5 separate regions of the Homo sapiens genome follow, and all the other regions are linked to region 2. Evidence: read pairs that join two places in POLR2A ChIA-PET (ENCODE). Cell type or tissue: HepG2. All regions are shown on one strand. Region 1 overlaps VAC14 (VAC14 component of PIKFYVE complex). Region 2 overlaps ST3GAL2 (ST3 beta-galactoside alpha-2,3-sialyltransferase 2). Region 3 overlaps MTSS2 (MTSS I-BAR domain containing 2). Region 4 holds the start of ST3GAL2 (ST3 beta-galactoside alpha-2,3-sialyltransferase 2). Region 5 overlaps ST3GAL2 (ST3 beta-galactoside alpha-2,3-sialyltransferase 2).

What was found. Peaks named below come from ENCODE experiments on the same cell type or tissue, not always from the same donor. Only the 100,000 strongest peaks of a DNase experiment are listed, where the experiment ranks them.
Region 1: POLR2A ChIA-PET joins it to region 2 with 10 read pairs; 5 of 35 experiments call an interaction of 5 or more read pairs at or near these places.
Region 3: POLR2A ChIA-PET joins it to region 2 with 13 read pairs; 3 of 35 experiments call an interaction of 5 or more read pairs at or near these places.
Region 4: POLR2A ChIA-PET joins it to region 2 with 61 read pairs; 29 of 35 experiments call an interaction of 5 or more read pairs at or near these places.
Region 5: POLR2A ChIA-PET joins it to region 2 with 29 read pairs; 29 of 35 experiments call an interaction of 5 or more read pairs at or near these places.

Annotation. Positions count from the first base shown.
Region 1 is chr16:70,723,812-70,727,811 of GRCh38, reverse strand. The region is part of intron 14 of VAC14 (VAC14 component of PIKFYVE complex); the gene reads left to right. Among named protein-coding and RNA genes, the nearest start is that of VAC14-AS1, 29 kb to the left of the region's middle. RefSeq lists an enhancer at 1,152-1,446. In HepG2, no CTCF peak of the experiment used is centred here; DNase peaks (open chromatin) are centred at 2,281, 2,931 and 3,351; H3K4me3 peaks cover 1,785 bases.
Region 2 is chr16:70,379,494-70,383,493 of GRCh38, reverse strand. ST3GAL2 (ST3 beta-galactoside alpha-2,3-sialyltransferase 2) reads left to right here. Exons shown (of 7, transcript NM_006927.4): 5 at 259-304; 6 at 570-689; 7 at 1,632-4,000. The coding sequence ends at 1,805. Among named protein-coding and RNA genes, the nearest start is that of DDX19A, 35 kb to the right of the region's middle. RefSeq lists enhancers at 1,973-2,032, 2,063-2,232. In HepG2, a CTCF peak has its summit at 2,423 (motif pointing left); DNase peaks (open chromatin) are centred at 1,963 and 2,923; H3K4me3 peaks cover 2,188 bases.
Region 3 is chr16:70,680,452-70,684,451 of GRCh38, reverse strand. MTSS2 (MTSS I-BAR domain containing 2) reads left to right here. Exons shown (of 15, transcript NM_138383.3): 2 at 3,427-3,488; 3 at 3,585-3,658. Among named protein-coding and RNA genes, the nearest start is that of MTSS2, 3.6 kb to the left of the region's middle. In HepG2, a CTCF peak has its summit at 1,541 (motif pointing left); DNase peaks (open chromatin) are centred at 1,521, 1,758, 2,271 and 2,751; H3K4me3 peaks cover 3,251 bases.
Region 4 is chr16:70,437,557-70,441,556 of GRCh38, reverse strand. It overlaps ST3GAL2 (ST3 beta-galactoside alpha-2,3-sialyltransferase 2), which reads left to right and starts at 2,457. Exons shown (of 7, transcript NM_006927.4): 1 at 2,457-2,608. RefSeq lists silencers at 2,306-2,485, 2,586-2,785. In HepG2, a CTCF peak has its summit at 2,693; DNase peaks (open chromatin) are centred at 1,246 and 2,266; H3K4me3 peaks cover 2,962 bases.
Region 5 is chr16:70,429,542-70,433,541 of GRCh38, reverse strand. All of the region lies in intron 1 of ST3GAL2 (ST3 beta-galactoside alpha-2,3-sialyltransferase 2), which reads left to right. Among named protein-coding and RNA genes, the nearest start is that of ST3GAL2, 7.6 kb to the left of the region's middle. RefSeq lists enhancers at 1-12, 2,746-2,855, 2,217-2,908. In HepG2, no CTCF peak of the experiment used is centred here; a DNase peak (open chromatin) is centred at 2,437.

The DNA.
Region 1 (4,000 bases), 340 kb before region 2:
GACATGGAAAAGGCCCTGCAAACATGTGGCTTCCTCCATCCTCCCCATGCTCCTGTGGGGGGCTGAGGCCGTTCCAAAGAGCTTTGTTGAGGTGGAGGGGGGTATCCACCTGCCCTCCTGCTTCTCCATTGCACTTCCTTTTCTCCTGCGATGACTTTAAAGAGGGGCATCGTTGGCTGGGTGCAGTGGCTCATGCCTGTAATCCCAGCACTTTGGGAGGCCGAGGTGTGCGGATCACGAGGTCAGGAGTTCAAGACCAGCCTGGCCAACATAGCGAAACCCCGTTTCTACTAAAAATATAAAAATTAGCCAGGCATGGTGGCACATGCCTATAATCCCAGCTACTCGGTAGACTGAGGCAGGAGGATCGCTTGAACCCAGGAGGCGGAGGTTGCAGTGAGCCAAGATCACACCACTGCACTCCAGCCTGCGCGACAGAGCAAGACTTCGTCTCAAAAAAATAAATAAAAATAAATAAATAAATAAAGAGAGGCATCGCGATGGTTCCGCAGATGCTGGCATGAAGCCACAGGCCTGATGAGGAGCACAATGATTTCTTAACCCCCTCTTTAGCTGTTAGGCAAACTCTAAATTGTTCTTCTCAGCCTCCAAGATTGCACACTGAGAAAGAAAGGAAAGAGATTCTTCTGGCCAGCAAGTGAAAAGCTGTTCTTTTGGCAGGAGTGTGTTTAGCTCTGGGACCTGGAGCGGCTGCTATAGAAAGACAGAGGCATCGGGAGTTCTTGAAGACACACATCTGGTGGGGGTTCTTGGCATTGAGGAAGATGCATGATTTCCCTAAAGACCCTGGGAGCGTTTCCTCTTCCCCAGGCAGCTTTCCCAGGCCGCACCTCCATGTCGGAGTCAGTGGGGGTGAGAACGGGGTACCCAAGCTCCAGCCAGGCTTGAGTGGGTTGGACTTCCTGTCGGTGTCCACACAGCCTCCTTTTCTGGTGGACATAACGGTTGAGATGCATGTCAAGGTGAAGCCAGTGGCTTTAAAACCTTCATTTTTTAGCCAGCTACTCTGGCTCCAGGCCCTTTCCTTAGCAGCAGGGAGTTGAGGCCAAGCTCACAGATAGAGCGAAGATGGCGACATGTGCGGTGGGGTGCTGTACCCCCACTCCCTCCACGGGACTTTGCAGGACTAAGGCAGATGAGCCTCCCGAGGCACTCATTTGGGGCTCAAACCCCAATTCCTCCCATTTTTAACTGTGTGACCTGTTTCCAAGGCCTTTCTGCTTTGTCTGTGACGCAGCGATGATAGTGCCTGCCGTGTCATAGTGTGGTGGGGTTATATAAATGGCGCATGTCTCAGCCCCAGTGCTGGCTGTGTCTGATAAAGCGGGGCTGTTGTTCAGCCTCCCCACAGGGCTTGTGCTTCCCAGGGTGGTCTGTGGAGGGGGAACCACACCCCTGAGGGGATGAAATCATGGCACCTTCCGTGCCGAGAGCTGGCTCCAGTGCACCGGCCCTGTTGCCCCAGTGCCCAGGGCACCCACCAGCGGCCCGGCCCGGCTCCGCTAAAACAACTCTGCCCGGAGTAGGTGTTGGTGTGCGTTGCCTTCCCCCGGCCTCTTCCCACCCTCCATGCTAATGCAGGCAGAACAAGCCCAGGCCTTGTCTCCCCGTGAACCATCCACTTATCCTCAGTAGAAAGGAGAGGAGGGAGAAAACCCAGCCTCTTTGATAAACTGTGATATGAACTCCAGCGTGACCCGACAGCTGTGATCTTTACAAGGCCTGCTTCTGTGCTGGGAAGCGAGCAAGTCTGAAGACAGTCGCTCTGCCTGCCAACACGGCCCTCCGGCCAGCCGCGCTTTGGCTTCAGCGACTGTGCATTTTTCCCCTCCTCTTCCTCCCTGCCGCCTTGCAGAGAGGACTGGTGGAGAATGCTTGCATCTGTAATGAGCCACTGTATGCGGTGAATGCCAGGGCCTGATCCGAACCGGCCCAGTTAATGGTAGATGAGGTCCGAGCCACCTCCCAGGAGAACAGGGCACTCCTAAGATGAGGCGGGCATTTGGAGAGGATGGGGCCCACAAGGGAAAGGAGGAAGCAGTCATGGGACTTCTTTCACGAGATCCTGACCCAGAGAAGCCCAGCAGCAAGGCTTCCGGTTCATTCTGGGCCTCCTCTCACCTCTGCTACAGACAGGCGTGGCAGCCTGTCCAGCTGAGCAAATGCTCAGTCCCTAATATGTGCCTCTGCTACTGCCCCTCCCCAGTGTCCTGGGTTTGCATAAGAGCCCTTGTGTTGGGAAGAGGGGGAATAGGTGGAGTGGGGAGCTGATTGGTCACTGAGGGGGTGGGGGGCCGGGCAGCCGCTAGAAACTGGACTTGTTTTTAATTGTGGGGCCTGGGGGAAGGGCCTGAGAAGAAACTCTCTTTCATGCCGTAATTGGGAAATTCCACTTTGCTGGCCTCGTGCATTCTGCCCTGTGGACAGGGCCCTTGGCTGGGGCCAAATCACCAAGGTGTCCAAGGCCACCGGCCGTCTGCACCACTGGCGCCCCTCCCAAGCCCAGCTCCCACATCAGGCTCTGTCATCCCCTGCAGCTGCCGAATCTCGAGTCCATTTGGCATCGGGACCCCCTCCTCACTCTGTGAGTCTTTGTGCGGTGCCCCCTCACCTGCCTGGAGGCATTGGCCGGGCCCCCAGAAGCCCATTGTGCTGGTGCTAATGGATGGCGAATTAGAGTGAAGTGGCCAGACCAGATCCCTGTTTGCCTCTGGCCCCAGCTCACAAGCTAGAGCTTCTAGGCGGCCCCACTCTTCCTCTCACCCTTTTAATGGATTGCGTTCATTTGTTCAGGATAAAAATAAATTGCTGTGGCAAATGTGCACCAACCTAAGTCTGTTTGCTAGAAGAGGCCCCGATCCACCTACCCAGAATGCAGATGGGTTTTGATCTTTCATAAGTCCGTAGCCGTATCGATTGGGCCCCCAGCTGAGGGGAGGGAGACAGGACATTGAACAGGCAGGAGGAATTCTTCCACAGAGCTTCCTGCTTCCCTCTCAGCAGAAGCTTCTCTTCTTGCTGGCTTGAGTTGTCTGTCCAGCTCCTTGTGTGAATCTTCTGGAGCTTTCCACAGCCGTTCCCCGCCCAGGGGCCAGGGCTGAAGTGTTTTTGTCGCCATGCAAGGGACGCAGAGGAGTGTGTGCAGCAGGAGCCGCTTTACACAACCGGCTCCCGGCTTCTCATCTCCTAATTAGAGACCCCTTCGCAATGGGAATGGCAGGGGGACCCAGGAGGCCCAAGAGGCCCAGTCTGACACACAGAAAAGACTGTTGGGAGAAAAAGAGTGCTGCCTTCCCAGGTGAAAAGATGACCTTGTGAGGTGCAAAGTTCAGGGAGCCCAGAGAGCCTGGCCCAGCCTGCATTCCATTGTTCCCTAGTCCATGGCAAAATGACCAGCGTCCTTGCACCTCACAGAACCATCGGAGGTTGTTCCCTGTTGACCCAGAAGTGGCTGGAGATGGAGTGGGGGGTGGTCCTGGCCTTGCTCTGCCTCCTCCAAGCAGTCCCCACAGTGTCATACACACTGGCACTCCCTGTAACAAGGGATGGCTTTTCTCCTGCAAAATGGATACCACATGTGGCAGGCCTTGCTAGACCAGGCTGGGATGAATTAGGTCTGACCTGGGGTATGAGGGGAGTAGAGGAAATGCTGGCCAGAGGGAGCCCTGCACAGTGTGCCTAGGGGGCCCAAGAGCCTCAAAGGGGTGGCATCTTGGTGTTTGCGGGGTCCACTGGGCTTTGAGCAGGGCTGGTGGGAGGAGACTAGAGGTCACAGGTGAACTTGGCAAGAGGTGGCCATGTGTCCTTCAGGGTGACCCCTGTCCCCACAGCCCAAGCAGCCATGCTCCCACTGAATCAGCGGTCACCCCCACTTCCAGGAGCCCCTGTGATGGAGGGGAGGACCTGGCAGCAGATTGGTGGGAAAGCTCCCCTCCTCGGTGGCCACCACATGGCACACGTGGTCAGACCCCTCATCAGG
Region 2 (4,000 bases):
TGAAACCTCAGCCTCCCAAGTAGCTGGGATAACAGCTGTGCTCCACCACACCCAGCTAATTTTTGTTTTTTTAGTAGAGATGGGGTTTCACTATGTTGGTCAGGCTGGCCTCAAACTCCTGGCCTCAGGTGATCCGGCTGGCCTCGAACTCCTGGCCTCAGGTGATCCACCTGCCTCAGCCTCCCAAAGTGCTGGGATTACAGGTGTGAGCCACCGTGCCCAGCCTGAAATGTTATCTTTCTTTCTTTTTGCTTACAGCACCTACGCCCCAGTGAAGTCCTTCCTTCGAGTGGATAAAGAAAAGGTAAGCTCCCCACTTCTTCCCCACCTCAGTGGAAACAGTGCTGGCCCAGCCTGTGTGCCTGGTCCTGTAGCTCAGGTGTTCCATTTCCCCTGCAGAACCTCAGGGTCCCCATCTGCCGAGATGCCTGACCCTAGCAGGTGCCACACGATTCAGGAGACACAGACGCACAGGTCTCTGACAGGCATAGACAAGTAGAAGCTGCTCAGTCTAGCCTGAATCTCTGCCCCTAAACCCCTCATATACCTGTCATCCCTTCTCCTCCCAGGTCCAGATCTACAACCCAGCCTTCTTCAAGTATATCCACGACAGGTGGACAGAGCATCACGGGCGGTACCCTTCCACGGGGATGCTGGTGCTTTTCTTTGCCCTGCATGTGTGTGATGAGGTGGGTAGGCCCGTGGTGTGGGTGGTGGGAACCCATGGAACAGAGGAGTGCAGGCCTTCTCGGGTCTTAGCAGGCTAACAGAGGAATGTGCTTCTGTAGGCAGAATCCATGTGGCCTTGGTTTCCCCCATCTCTAGGCTGTAAAGTATAGATATGCCTTTCCCAAACGTTTCTGCTTTCATGATTCTACCAAATCCAAAATCTCTTCATTAAAAAGTTATTGGCCGTGCGCGGTGGCTGACGCCTGTAATCCCAGCACTTTGGGAAGCTGAGGCGGGCGGATTACTTGAGGTCAGGAGTTCAAGACCAGCCTGGCCAACATGGTGAAGCCCCATCTCTACTAAAAGTACAAAAAATTAGCCAGGCGTGTTGGGGCACGCCTGTAATCTTAGCTACTCGGGAGGCTGAGTCAGGAAAATCGCTTGAACCCAGGAGGCGTAGGTTGCAGTGAGCCGAGATAGCGGCATTGCACTCCAGCCTGGGCGACAGAATGAGACGCTGTCTTGAAAAAGAAAAGAAAAAAAAACATAAATAGAATGGAGAGTGTATGTAGTTGAATTTCAGCTGGACGACTGCCCCCACCAGCTCTGAGCCCCAGGCCTACTTCGTGTAAAAATGGAACTCAGTCGTTCAGAGAACCCGTTCCACCAGTGGCCAGGGCTGCCTTGCAATGAAGAGCAGGGCTGAGGCCCGGCAAGTGCTTCACTGAGTGGTGCTGATCAAAGTACTCCATTAAAAAAAAAAAAAAAAAAAAGGAGGAATTTGCAAGGGCTGCAAAGGGAAGGTGGTGTCCCCATGTGAGTCCATGTCCTTAGGCCAGGCCTGGGGGCTCCTGCATCTCCCCGGGGCCTCCCGTCCCCTCTCCTCCCTGTCATCCCGAGCCCGCCCCGCGCCATCCTCCAGGTCCCCGCCTGGGGTGACGCTCCGCTGCGCTTCCCCGCAGGTGAACGTGTACGGGTTCGGGGCCGACAGCCGGGGCAACTGGCACCACTACTGGGAGAACAACCGGTACGCGGGCGAGTTCCGGAAGACTGGCGTGCACGACGCGGACTTCGAGGCCCACATCATCGACATGCTGGCCAAGGCCAGCAAGATCGAAGTCTACCGGGGCAACTGAGCCGGGCCTCGCCGCGACCCTTCCGGCCCATCTATCGGGCACCGGGGCTCCGGCCCGGGACCCAGGACCAGCAACCCGCGACCAATCATGCTGCAGCCCAGGGGCGTCTGCTGTGCCCCGCCAATCACGAGACTGGGGGACCGGCCGGGCCTGGCACCAATCTGCGCTGCGGTCGGGCGGAGCTTCTGTTTCTCCCAGCCAATCATGTGACTCAAGGAAAACTTCCGGCGCTGTGTCCAGTCTCCTCCAATCAATGGCCTTCGGGGGCGGGCCAGCGGCCGCTCAATCCCCACTCCCTCATGCTTTGGGTTAGGGTTTTCTTTCACGCTTTCTGAGGAGGAGAGCATGGCGCGGGCCTCGGCGAAGCACTTCCGTCAGCCTCGGGCGGAGGATCGTCTTAGTAGCTGGCCAGACCTGGAGGAGAGCGGGCGGTCTTTGCGGGCCTCAGGAGATAGGTGGCCGCCCGGCCCCTTTCCCCGCCTGCCCGGATAGGTGCGTGCAGACCCACCAAAGAAAAGCGGTCGCTGCGGGACCCCCAGTCCCACCTCGGCCGCGCTGTGGGATGGCTGCGCCCCCAGGGCTTCCTGCGTCTCCAGGAAGCCGGGAGTGGCGCCCTCTGCGGGGTGGGGTGCTCCCGGGCCGAACTCCGGACAGGTGGAGGGGACAGGGCAGAGCTCGAGGAAGCCCTGTCCCCTTCAGTGCAAGGTGCTGTCACTCACGTGTGCCCTCGACCCTCCCGTTCACCCGCAGCCTTCTCAGCGCCTCTCCCTGGGCCGGAGGCCTCCTCACCAGCCTACCTGTTGCTCTGGAAAAAAATCCCGTCCCCCGACTCCGTCCCTACCCCCAGTCTTCGGCCGGCTCTGGCCCCTGGGGAGGGGGCTGCACGGCGGAAGGAGGCTGGCTATGGGCCCGGCTGCCCGCTGCATGTACCTCCTCCTCCACCCATCGCCTCTTGCCTGGGGGTAACTTTGCCTGGGGCTCATTCTTTGGTTAAGCTGAAGCTGCCGTGGGTGGCCAAACCGCAGATTCTTTGCAAATTCTGAGCTGGCAGAGCTCGCAGCCGGGAGCCGGCCGGGGAAGAGGAGACTTGCGCGCCGCAAGCCGCCTGCCTCCACCCTGCTCTCCATCTCCCGCTCTAGAAGGGCTGGGAAGCTCGCGGCCGGGGTTCCACCTGGAAGCTGCTTGCATGGCTGAACCCAGCTTAGGTCCCTGACGGGGCTGCTGGTGGAATTCTCCCCCTTCGAAGCTGGGGAGGTTTAGGAGGGGGAAGGCTTCTGTGAAGCTCTCAAACCACTAATAGAGCCCCCTCCCCAACAGTGACGGCGCAGATGCTCCCCCTTTTCTTAGTTGACACCACCAGGCAGCTTCCTGGCCGTTGGTAGGTTCCTGCAGCTGGCTGAGGGAACAGGGACCGGCAGGGGACTTTGTTAGGGGAGGGTTGGGATGGGCAGTGGGCCCCTGAAAGTTAATATATTGGAACCTAGCTCGAGTGTCGTTCTTTCCAATTCCGAAAGTAGAAAGAGTAAAAATAGGGGTGATTGGGGTGGGGTTAGTAGAATGCCTCTCTCAGGGCGCTCCCCCCTCCCCCACCGTTTTAGAGAGCTAGGCCTCAGCCAGTCTTGCCACTCCCATCTCAGTGCTTCCTGAAGAGGCTGTTTTGAGTGTTGATGAAAAGCAATGCAATTATGCCAAACAGTATTGAGCAGAATAATTTATTTCTTTTTTTTCTTTTGCTTTAAATCATGAATCCCGCCAGGTACGGTGGCTCACACCTGTCATCCCAGCACTTTGGGAGGCCAAGGCGGGCGGATTACTTAATACTTAAGGTCAGGAGTTCGAGACCAGCCTGGCCAATATGGTGAAACCTCGTCTCTACCAAAAAAAAAAAAAAATACAAAAATTAGCCAGGCGCAGTGGTGCGCACCTGTAATCCCAGCTACTTGGAAGGCTGAGGCAGGAGAATCCCTTGAACCGAGGAGGCGAAGGTTGCAGTGAGCCGAGATTGTGCCACTGCACTCCAGCCTGGGCGACAGAGCAAGACCCTGTCTCAAAAAAATTAAATCATGAATCCCCATCCTGGAAGAGGTAGGTCCCAGCATCCAGCCAGATTTTCTGCAATAGTAATTTAAACACACTTTTTTATTTCCTTCCCTTTCTGAATTAAAAGGAACAAAAAACTGTCTAGTCCTTCATTG
Region 3 (4,000 bases), 300 kb before region 2:
TCTGCCCCCGGAAGAGGCCTGAAGCCAGCCTGGCCTGGGACTACCCAGTTAGCGGCTTGTAGATGCCCCCCACCCCCTGCCCCTCATGGTGCACTCCCCCTGGGACCCCCATCTCTTGCAACTGTACATCTGGGCCCCTCCGCTGGCCCCCAGCAGTCCCCACCTGTCCTGTGGACATCACAGCCCTGGCCCCAGGATCCTGTTAAGGGACTGGGCAACACAGACCACCCTCCCCTGGCCGATCCCAGAGCTGGCTCCGGATGGGCCTTCCCGCACCCCACCACCCACCACCACTGGCAGCCTCATAGCAACCACTGCAGAGAGCAGCAGATTTTGCTCGTGGAAGTGGACTAGGACAGTCTCTCTCCCTCTCCAGCCAATTTGCAAGGAACTTTGGGATGAGACAGAAGGAAGTGGGCCCAGATCATAGCAAGAGGTTCAAGCCAGACATCGGGCATGATTTGCTGACATGTGGAGGCAAAACAGGAGAGGCTTCACCTGGGATGATGCCAAGGACAGATTCGCCCCTACCTATGACACAGGCATGTGTTCAGGGGCCATGACCAGGGGCAGAGAAGGGGATGAGGCCACCTGGAAGCTGACCACCTGGATTTGCGGGGGCAGCTTCTGGATTTTCCCCTCGGTGGCCTGAGCAGCAGGGCCTCCGTAGAGGAAGGGCGGCCATCAGCAGCCAGGTTGAGGAGACTGAGCTTGCCCCGTGAGGCCACCCCACAGTGAGTCCACAGGCCCCACAGAAGCCCTCCCCTGGGCCTCTGGGAGGCCCTGACCTTGGGCTGAGCGGGGGCCAAGGTCAGATGCCCACTGGTGTCAGGCTGCCCATTGAAACCCAGAGAGGGGCAGAGACTTGCCAAAGGTCATAGTTCTGGGCACGGCACCTTCAGCAAGGTGAATGGGGCCTCCACCCAGTGCTGGCCCAGCCAGAAAATGGGGTCATACTCTTCACCCACCCCTCAAGAGTGGGGAATGTCACCTGGACACATAGGCCTGGCCAGGCCTCTGCTAGGGGCCCCTGCAGAGGGCAGGGCTTGCGTACTGTTAGCTGGTGTTAACTGAGCACTTACTGCGTGCTGGGCGCTGCGAGGAGTGCTGGCTGAGCAGCACCTGCTTCAATTTCCACACTGACCCAGTGGGGCAGGTGCTCCTCCTCTCCTGATTTTACAGGTGAAGAAACTGAGGCTCAGACAGGGGGCCCTTGCCCAGGGGCACCTGGAAAGCCCACTCCCTGGGATTGGAGGCTGGATTGCTCACCCACACTCCACATCTGAACCACAGCCACTGCCGGGACAGAGACAGAGTCCCCTCATCCCTGTCCACTTGGGCGCCTCTAATGAGAAGCCCCTCACCTCCCCACTCCAGAGCAGCCACTGTGCTTGGGGCAGAACTGGGTGTCTCTCACATCCCAGCAGTCCCTGCCGCCTCCCCAGCCTTGACGTTCAGTGCTTGTCTCCCTGCTTTGTAAGGGAGTCCCTCTACCTGGCGTGCAGTGACCAGGCAGACATGGGATCAGGTCCTGACCCCGCCACCCTGTGGCCGTGGGCAAATGAGCTAACCTCTACGGGCTTCTGTTTCCTTGTTGGTGAAATGGGGCTGTGGGGAAGGTTTACCTGGGCCTGTCCCAGGTGAAGGCTGAGGATGCTGTTCCTGGGGCACTGGCTGCTGGAGCCCTATCTCTTATTTTTAATCAGTGAAATTGACCTATCCATGAAGAGGCGGATATAAACAAATAAGACATAAGCTCTTTGTCTCTGGGGTCCTTTATGTGGTTACCGTGGGGAGGGGGGCGGGTCCAGGTCCTTAGAGACTGAGGCATCTAGGTCCATCTGCTGAGGGGAAATGGCCTGGCCTCCCCTGCGCCCCATCTTGTCCCCTCCCCATGGGGAGAGCCTTTAATCTCTGAGACTGCCCCAGGGCTGCTCAGGGGCTAAGAAGGTTCCTGGGTGCCAGGGCAGCTGGCTCTGGACCCCCCTCCACCCCTAGCAACTTCTCTGCTCCCTAAAGGGAGATCTTAGCAAGGTTTCAAGGCTGAGTGGGGGTGGGGGTCCAGGCGGTGGGAGAGCGCCCCCTTTTAGAAGACCCCCAAGGGGTACTCCAGGCATAGGTGGCATGAGTCCACTCCTTGGGACGGCTAGGAACAGCTTCCCAGGCCCCTTCACCCTGAGCTGTGCCCATTTGGGAACAGCCCACCCACAGCTTACCCACTCTTGCTTCAGCCTCTGTGGACTTTGCAAATATTTGCTTTCTCTGGACACTGGTTTGGTTGGGCTGGGAGGGGAGGGAGATTCTGAGGCCCCCTAAGCCGCCCTGTCTCCTTCCCACCCCTGCAAGCTCTCCTAGTCTGGCAGGGCAAGCCCTAGCCTGCTCCTGGGTTGCAGCCAGGCAGAGCCTCCCTCTGAGGCCCTGAGGGCCAGGGTCTCCGCATTCCCCTTTCCTCAGGAAGAGCCCCAGCCTCCATCGCCCCATCCTACATGGAAGGGAGGGTCAGAAGCCCCTGTGGGCTGGGGCTTGGCTGGCCCAGGGCTGCCCGTCAAGGGGCAAAACCTCCACAGGGCCCTTGGGCCAGGGCTGAGGTTTCTCCAGGACCCCGGGGCATGCGTTAACCAGAAAAGCCCCAAAATCAGATTGGACAACTCGGTGGCCAGGAGCCCGACCTCCCTATTGGGAAACCCCCTCCCAACTTGGAGCCTTGGGCCAGGCTGGGATAAAGGCCACACTGTTTCCCCAGGAGGGGAGGGGAGCAGGGGGTGGAGAAAGGTGGCTCTGTTGGCCGCACAAGGCCCCATTCAGCCCAGGGCCTGGTTGTCCCAGGCAGGCTAGCTGGGCCCTGCAGCAGCCACAGCCTCCTCGGCCCTGGGAGCCACTGCTGCTGGCCTGGGATGGCAGCTTCCAGGACACAGGGCAGGGGCCCCGGAGGCCCCAGTCTACACCTGGTGTGCCTTCAGCCCTGCCACCCCCTACCCTCCACACTGTGCCTCTGCCCCTGGTGGGCAGGTCAGTGCCAGTGTCCTAGGCACATGTCCGGGAGACACGATGCCTCTCATTGGGCTCAGCCCAGATCCCCTGCCAGGCCCCTGGGAAACCCCGAGGGGACAGGACCTGCCACTTCCTGCTCCATTTCCCCTGAGGGAGGATGTGAGCCCCCTGTAGCCTGTAGGGTGGATGTCCTGATGTCAGGGAGGGAGGGCTTGGCAAAGGCGCCCGTTCCCAGGGACAGGCTTTCCTCATGCTGATGGCTCTGTCCTTGGTCCTCTGCCCTCCGAGAGGACCCAGAGCCTCCCTCTCCATGGGGCAGGGCTGCTGTCTTAGAAACTGCCCCAAGTCTGGATGGAGCATGCAGGGAGCCCGGCCCAGGTCAAGCCCTGCAACCACCCCACAAGAAGCTCACTTTCTCTCCCATTTGCCCGGCAGAGCTCCTACCCTATCTGGGAGGACTTCAACTCCAAGGCCACGAAGCTGCATTCCCAGCTGAGGTGAGGTGGCCCAGGGCACCCCAGCAGGGGAGGGGCAGGCAGAGGCCCCCCCCCCGCCCAACCACCGACCATCCATGCCGTTGTCCCTCTCCCCAGGACCACCGTGCTGGCTGCTGTGGCCTTCCTGGATGCCTTCCAGAAAGTGGCTGACATGGCTACCAACACCCGAGGTGGGGAGGCGCGTGGCTGGAGGTTGGGGTTGCCCCAGGGTGGGCCTGGAGGCTGGAAAGGAAGAGTAGGGGATGGGCCAGGGAAAGGACGGGACGCCAAGCCCAGAACCTTGAGTTCTGCTCCTTAGTGGAGTGGGCTGGTTGTGGAGAGAGTGAGCCCCTCGTCACAAGAGGCATGCAAGCAGGAGTGGGTAAGTAGTGACAGGAGTGTTCCCCGGGGATTCCCTTTTTGCTGTGGGCTGTTCATGTGACCCCCCAGCACAGAGATTCTCCTTAGGGCTTCTTCCCACTCATGCCCTCGTGTCCTTCTAAGAGCACGCAGGGTCAGGTGAGCGCGCCGTT
Region 4 (4,000 bases), 58 kb before region 2:
TTAAGGTGGGTTTGGGTCATCCCAGGATGTGACCTTGAGCTGTTAGAAACTATATTACTGTTTAAGTCTCTTTTTTTTTTTGAGACGGATTCTTGCTCTGTTGTCCAGGCTGGAGTGCAGTGGTGCAATCTCTGCTCACTGCAACCTCCACCTCCTGGGTTCAAGCAATTCTCTGCCTCAGCCTCCCCAGTAGCTAGGATTACAGGCGCCTGCCACCACGCCCCGCTAATTTTTTGTATTTTCAGTAGAGACGGAGTTTCACCATCTTGGCCAGGCTGGAAGAGTTCAGGCCACCCCTGAACTCCAGACCTTGTGATCCACCCGCCTCGGCCTCCCAAAGTGCTGGGATTACAGGCATGAGCCATGGCGCCCAGCCTTCTTTTCTTTTTTATAAAGAGAGACAGGGTTTTTCCACGTTGCCTAGGCTGGTCTCAAACTCCTAAGCTCAGACAATCTACATGCCTAGGCCTCCTAAAGTGCTGCGATTACAGGCGTGAGCCACTGTGACCCGCCTCTGTAGAAGCCTTTTAATGTGGAGGGAGGAGGGTGGGTAAAATCACTTGTGTTGAGAGTCTGCCGGTGTTTTGTTTGTTTGTTTGTTTGTTTGTTTGTTTTTGAGACGGAGTCTTGCTCTGCCGGCCAGGCTGGAGTGCAGTGGCGCGACGTTGGCTCACTGAAACCTCCATCCCCCCGGATTCAAGTGATTCTCCTGCCTCAGCCTCCTGAGTAGCTGGGATTACAGGCGCCTGCCACCATGCCCGGCTAATTTTTATATTTTTAGTAGAGACGGAGTTTCACCATCTTGGCCAGGCTGGTCTTGAACTCCTGACCTCATGATCCACCTGCCTCAGCCTCCCAAAGTGCTGGGATTACAGGTGTGAGCCACCACGCCTGGCCCTTTTTTGTTTAAGACAGAGTCTCACTCTGTTGCCCAGGCTGGAGTGCAATGGCATGATCTCAGCTCACTGTAACCTCCAACTCCCAGATTCAAGCAATTCTCGTGCCTCAGCCTCCCAAGTAGCTGGGATTACAGGCACGCACTACCACACCCAGCTAATTTTTGCATTTTTGGTAGAGACAGGGTTTTGCCATGTTGGTCAGGCTGGTCTTAACTCCTGGCCTCATGTGATCCACCTGCCTCAGCCTCCCAAAGTGCTGGGGTCGTGATGACATCACTGCACTCCAGCCTGGGCGACAGTGAGACCTTGAGCAAAAACAAAGAGCGTTCCTGTGCTAAAGGGGACTAGACTGGGACCCTGCCTTTCCGGGTTTGGCTCTTCAGGGCCATTATTAATTATCCCACACAAGGGCCATCCTTGAAAGAGGATACCGGTGTGTTAGCAGCAAACACCAACAGCAGAGGTTATCAGGTTATCAAGGTAGTAACCGGCAGCATGAGCAACACCTGGAGACGGGGTAGCAATGCCAATTCTGGGGCCTGCCCTAGAGCTAAAAGAACCAGAAGCTGAGGGTGGGGGCAGCAATCTGCGTTTAAACAAGCTGGCCAAGAGGATCCCATACACACCAAAAATTCAGAACCACTTCAGCCTCACTTCAGCCTGTTGGAGGGCGAAACTGCAGTCTACCTGGAGTTTCATAAAGGTTTTGAAATAGGTGCGGAAGTTAGGGAAAGGATGGGCTAATAAAAGACATGGCAAATATTTAAAATGCATTCACTTTACCCTCAACAGCAGGAAGCTACGGGCATCTAAGAGAGAGCCTGCAAGGGGGAGATGCCCCGGTGGATGAGGAACCAATAGACACTCTGCCCCCTTTTCCTCTTTTCCTAGGTGGGGAACACAAAGTCCAGCGAGGCCAAACCCCCGCTCGCACCGCTGATGGGGTCTCTCTCCCCTCAGGCCAGGGCGCAGCGGCCCCACCGCAGCTCGGGCTTTCAGAGCCCGGGCGTGAAGCCAAGCTGGCCTCAGGTCGCGGCTCTTTGAGAGCGCGAGTGGGAACAGTGCCCTCCGGCCGGGCTCGTCAGCAGCTGGCCACAGCAGCATCTGAGAGGCGTCCTCGGCTAGTGTGCACCTCCCTAGGAACCCACGTATCCAACCCGGCTCGGGGCCGTCTGCTCCAGCCGCTGGAGCCCGGCCTTCTGAGAATGAAGACTTCCCATCCCCCTCCGTCTCCCCTCCTGCACGGCGGACCCCCTGAGCCCTAGCGAAACTACAAAGCCCACAATCCCTGGGATGCGCGCGCTGTCTTCTGGGAGATGTAGTCCTGGATGCGGGGCGCCCCTAGCGACCCAGCGCCCGCTGGACTCCATATCCCAGCATGCCGGCGCGCGTGCGGGGGGCGGAGGGAGGGAGAGACGGGGAGGATGTGAATGGGGTGGGGGCAGTCGCCCCTGTCCCCCACCCTTCCCTTCAAGCCGGGCAGGGGTGGGGGGAGGGGCCGGGCTGAGGCGGCGGCGGCGGCGGCGCTCGGGGAGGGTTGGGCCAGGCAAGGGCGGGACTAGCCCACGGCGGGCGGACGAGAGAGCTGCGAGCTAACGGGTCCGGACGACGGCGGCGGCGGCGGCGGCGGCGGCGACGGCTTTCTGCGCGGGCGGCGGCGGCGGCCGGAGCGGCGAGCATGGCCCGCGCGGCGCCGGGCGCTGACTGAGGTGCGCGGGTGGGATGAGGGCGGGCGGGATGCAGAGCGCCCCGGGCCCCCGGCTGCCCAGACCTCCCCTGCGCGGGCAGCTGGCGCGGCCCAGCGGCCCAGACCGGCCCGTTCCAGCCCGGCAACTTCCCCCGGGTCGGGGCGCCGGGCTCCCTCGTGTGGGCGGGGGTCCGCGCGCGTTGGCCTCATTCCGGATCCCCGCCTTCTGCTTTGCACGTCCAGCCGCTCCCAGCCTCCCAGGGCTCCCGCTCCGCTCCTTTGCCGGCAGCCCCCAACCCCAACCCCAGCCCCAGCCCCAGCCCTCGGAAGAGCTCTCTGCCCTGGTCCCGACTTCCAGTCCACTCCCTAGTTCGTACCGCTAACCCTGGGTCTCCCGGCCTCTGCTCCACCTGGGAGACCCCGGCCCCACTCTTGGCCAGAGCCTGTCTGCCCCATCAGCTCCTCTTTCCTCTCTCCCCTGTGATCTTTCCCCTACCTGGCACTGCCCCCTAACCATCCTCAGTGGCCCAGTTCTCACGGCTCGACCTTCCTACTTTGGGGAAACTGAGGCACGGCTGAAGCCAGAAACTTGGCCAAAGCGCCAGTCCCGTGGAGGCTGGTCTGAACCTCGTCTCTCCTCTCTCCTGTTCCTTCTCTGCCTTGGAATGGAAGTCATTTCTTACCCCCAGTCATTCCCCTGTGACTGGACCAAACTTCCCACCCCCTGCTACAGCTCTGGGCTGAGCTCACTTGAGTCTCCCCTTAGCTTCCTGCCGCTCCTGTTGGCCTTCCCTCCTTCGCATAACCCACTCCGGGTTCCCTCTGCCTGTAGAGGAGTCAGCACCAATTGCTTGCTTGCTCAAGTTAGCCTTTCGATTTATCTTTTGCCAACTGCATCCATCTCCCGTCTCCCATCTTCCCTCTTGCTTTACAGCTGCGTAAAGGAGCGGAGGATTGAGTCAAAGGTGGTGTTGGAGAAAGGGGCTAGAGAGGTGCTGGGGGCAGGCAGGGACCTGGGGCCTCTTTTCAGTCAAAGCCTCCGGGGGAGTACAGGGCACTCTGGGACCTCTGGCCAGTAACACACTCCCGCCTCGTCTTTGGGACGGATGTTTGGAAGCTGGTTGGCCACCCCTTCCTTGCCTGGTGGGCTCTGAAGCCCTTCTCAGGTGGAAGGTATCGCTGGTTTTTAGAGAGATGGTGGCATAAGAGGAGTCTGGGAGACCACACCCCTAAGCTTCATCTTGCTTCTGCTGCTAACTTTGGAGGGGTTGCCCTTTCAGGGAGGGATGCCTGCTGGCTGCCCTGATCTCTCTGTGGAGGAAGGCACAGAGTATGTGGGCGGTGATCTCAAGTTTAGTCGTGGGACTCAGGATTTAGAGGGAACGAGGGCTCAGAGAGGTGGCACAGATTTGCC
Region 5 (4,000 bases), 50 kb before region 2:
CCTTCCTTGGCCAGGGAAGGGCTGGTGGCATGTTGGGCAGTTCCCTCGCAACCCTGCATCCAAAAGCAAAACTCTCCAGAAGGAGAGAAAATACACACTGCAAAAAATCTGTCCAGACAGGTGCTGGATAAGGACTTGAACTGACAGGTGGTGAAGCAGGGGGCTTTAGTCTGACTAGTTTCTGAGCAGACCGAGGGCAAACTGGCAGCAGGGTATGGCTGGGTCATAAGGGGACAGGGAGAGGAGGGAGGGAGGAGATGGAGAACTAGATAGAGTCCAATTGAGGTATGCAGGCCGGCACTTGGCAGTAGAAGTGGAAAAGAGGGGACGGAGTCTAGAGAGCTTGCAAAAGTAGCTGTCTTCAGAGCAGACACTGATGGGCTGGGGCTTGGAGTTTCAGTGCCTGGTGATGAGAGCTGGTTCCTTTACTGAAATGGGGCAGTCAGGAGGAGGAAGAGTTTAGGAGAAGGTGATGTGGCCTCGCTTTGGAGGAGCTGTGTGCTTATGCTGACCGCACACCCGGAATCCTGGTGAGCTTCCTGAGGTTGGGAGCCTTGCCCTGAGGCGGTGGGGCCGCCGAGCCCCAGAGGCTCTCTATGTGGTGGACACAGCTGGGGCTCTCTGCCAGCTGGGTGCTTTTGCATCTCTTCTGTTTCCACATGCAGCCCGGGATGGGCTTCTCCTCCTTCCCCTTCTGTGCTTTCAGTTCCTGTGTCCCAGCTTCCGTCCCACACACCTGAGTCCTTACCAACTAAAGGGCCTGGCCCTGCTTTCTGAGACCGAGTTTTCCTTCCTCTCTGCTCAGAGTGCTTGTTAATGATAAGTCCTCATTCAGCTATTAGGGTAGACATCTCCAAGTGACATGTCGCAAGAAGGGGGGTCTGAACTTTGCCTGCTATCTGGGGGAAATCAGGCTTTTTCCTCCAGTTATGCCATGCTCATCAGGGACCCCTGCCTATGTCCCTAACCAGCCATTTTAGCGTACTTCTTGTTGCTATTTATAAATCATTGTTGTAGTTACAACATATTGTCAGGCTTCCATGTTGCCGTTGTGGACCTTGTAGGGTTCCAGGGCACAGGCTGGGCTTTGGGCAATCCTAGCTTTCTAGCTGAGCCCTGGTGGTTTCCTGCTGCAGAAATGGGTGGGAGGGAGGGAACAGAGTTGTCTTGGGTGGAGGCAGGAGGAGCTATGCTGAAGGGTGCCTTATCCCTGCAGATTCTTAGAGCAGGTCATCTTCCTGGAGTGAAGAGGACTTTCCCTCAATTCAAATATGTTTGCTGTTTTACCAACTATTAATGCAGTGGATACTACCATGTACAATAAGGTGAACAAGGGCCAAGGTAAATCTAGAGGAAAAAATGTAATTTTTAAAAATTTTACCAATCATGCTAAATGGGGCCTCGCTGTGTCACCCAGGCTGGAATACAGTGGTGCTGTCATAGTTCACTGCAGCCTTGAACTCTTGGGCTCAAGTGGTCCTTCCACCTCAGCTTCCTGAGTAGCTGCAGCAACTACAGGTGTACACTACTTTGTGCCCAGCTAAGTTAAAAAAAAATATATATATATATATTTTTTTTAAGACGGAGTCTCGCTCTGTTGCCCAGGCTGGAGTGCAGTGGCGCCATCTCGGCTCACTGCAAGCTCTGCCTCCTGGGTTCATGCCATTCTCCTGCCTCAGCCTCCCGAGTAGCTGGGACTACAGGCACCCGCCACCACGCCTGGCTAATTTTCTTGTATTTTTAGTAGAGACGGGGTTTCACTGTATTAGCCAGGATGGTCTCGATCTCATGACCTCGTGATCTGCCCGCCTCGGCCTCCCAAAGTGCTGGGATTACAGAGGTGAGCCACTGCACCTGGCCAATTTTTTTTTTTTTTTTTAAAGAGATGGGAGTTTTGCTGTGTTTCCCAGGCTGGTCTTGAACTCCTGGCTTCAAGTGATCCTCCCACCTGGCTAAATTTTATTTGCATGTTGGTGATAATTAACACAACACACATAGTTCTGGTATCAGATGTTGAAAACAACCCAGCTTCTTCTTTCTGATGCTATTGGTTTCTAGGTGAAGGGGCCCGTCCTCCTGGGAGGTGGCATTGCGGGGCCCAGGGGCAGAGAGGGGACCCTGAGGTGTTGCGGCATGACCCAAGGACCTGCTCTGTCTTTTCTCTCTTGACTGAGCAGTCCTAGCCCTGCGGGCAGGCAGCAGCCCCCCAGCCTCAGCAGGTCAGCAGCCTTTGGAGGGAGAAAATTGGCAACAAATGTTAATAGCTAATTGGTCTACAGGGAACTACTTTGGTGTGGAAAAATCAACAAGATATTTGTGTGGCTAAAGGGAACTTAGAGGGACTAGGGCTGACAGTGAAGAGGGGAAGATGAGGAGAGGCACACGTCAGGAGATTGCCCCGCCCTGCCACCCCCACCTCTCCACCCCCTGCTGCCTGCCTCCCCCACGCCCCCTCCTTCCTGTCTTCTTTGCAGGCTTCCTTTTTGTTTGCAAGGGACATTAGTAGAATATGGAATCTCCCCTGCCCTGTAAGTCAGGTTTCCCCAACCTTTGTTCCTACCCAAGTTCAGTTAAACACAAAGCACCAGCGATTTGATGCAGGCAGTGAATTGGAACCTGAGTTTCAGGGGGAAGTGAAAGTTTCTGTGGGCCTGTGTGGAGTCCCTAGGCTACACAAGAAAAGATGGCAGCAACCAAAGGGAATGAGGCTGTGTGGGAAAGTAAAGGGAGAGGAGAGAACCCCGGCCTCCTCGGTTCCCACCTCTCTTGGGTGCTCTAGGGAGCAGTGTGAGTCCTGGGTTCGGGTTGCCAGACCACAAGGGAGTTTCTGGGGCCTGGCCCTCTCTCTGCTCCTTCCTGTCCCAAAGGGCTTAGTATTTCCCTGGATCCAGGCCTGTTTAGTGTTTGGCTGGTTTCTGGGGCCTCCAGCATGGCTCAGGGGAGACCCCAGGTCCATGGGTAGGAGGAGATGGTGAGGAGAGGAATGGGGATCCCATTCAGGCTCCCCTCGTGAAGGGGGCCAACACTGGTACTTCCTTAGACGGGAAGAGGCTGTGGCATGGGAAGCAGGTCAATAGTTTGTGTCAAGGAGGTGCAGCCCAAGATCACAGTGGTGGCTGTTTGATGAAGGATTTTCCTCAGTGCCTGAAAAGCAATTTACTCTTGTCCTTAAAGCAACAGTGGGTAGGCTTCTAGAATGAGTGTGAGTTTTCATCTCAAGTGGCAGTGCCCAGCTGTCTGCATACCTCAGCCCCTTCAGACCTGGCTGAGGTATTTTAGAGGGCATTGTCTTCCACCCATGCTGCCAGTCCTGGCAGTTCCTGCCCAGCCTGGATCCCTGGGCATACCCTGCCACTAATGCTGTGCAGACAAAGTGAGGCCTGCTGGCCCTCTGTTGGCAGCCCAGAGGCCCAGGTGGAGGCCTGGGCTGGCCGAGGGCCCAGGAGCATCAGGGCAGGTCTGTTTGGCTGTCCTCAAGGGAAAGCAGCTTGTTATTCTCAGGGGGCATGAGGGTGCAGCTGATTTTCACAGTCTAGGGCTTGGTCTGGTTGAATGCATATAGGATTCTTGCTGCCTTAGCTACCCACAGGGTTTTGGTGCTGTGTGACCCGGGGCAAGTCATTACCCCTCTCTAAGCCTGGGAGGCCAAGGCGGGCAGATCACCTGAGGTCAGGAGTTCAAGACCAGCCTGGCCAATATGGCAAAACCCTATCTCTACTAACAATACAAAAAATTAGCCGGGTGTGGTGGAGGGCGCCTGTAATCCCAGCTACTGGGGAGGCTGAGGCAGGAGAATCACTTGAACCTGGGAGGTGGAGGTTACAGTGAGCCGTGATCACCCCATTTCACTCCAGCCTGGGCAATAAGAGCGAAACTCTGTCTCAAAAAAAAAAAAAAAAAAAAGAATTTAAAGCCCTGCTCAGGGATTCACTCTTTTTTTTTTTTTTTTTTTTGAGACAGAGTCTTGCTCTGTTGCCCAGGCTGGAGTGCAGTGGCGCGA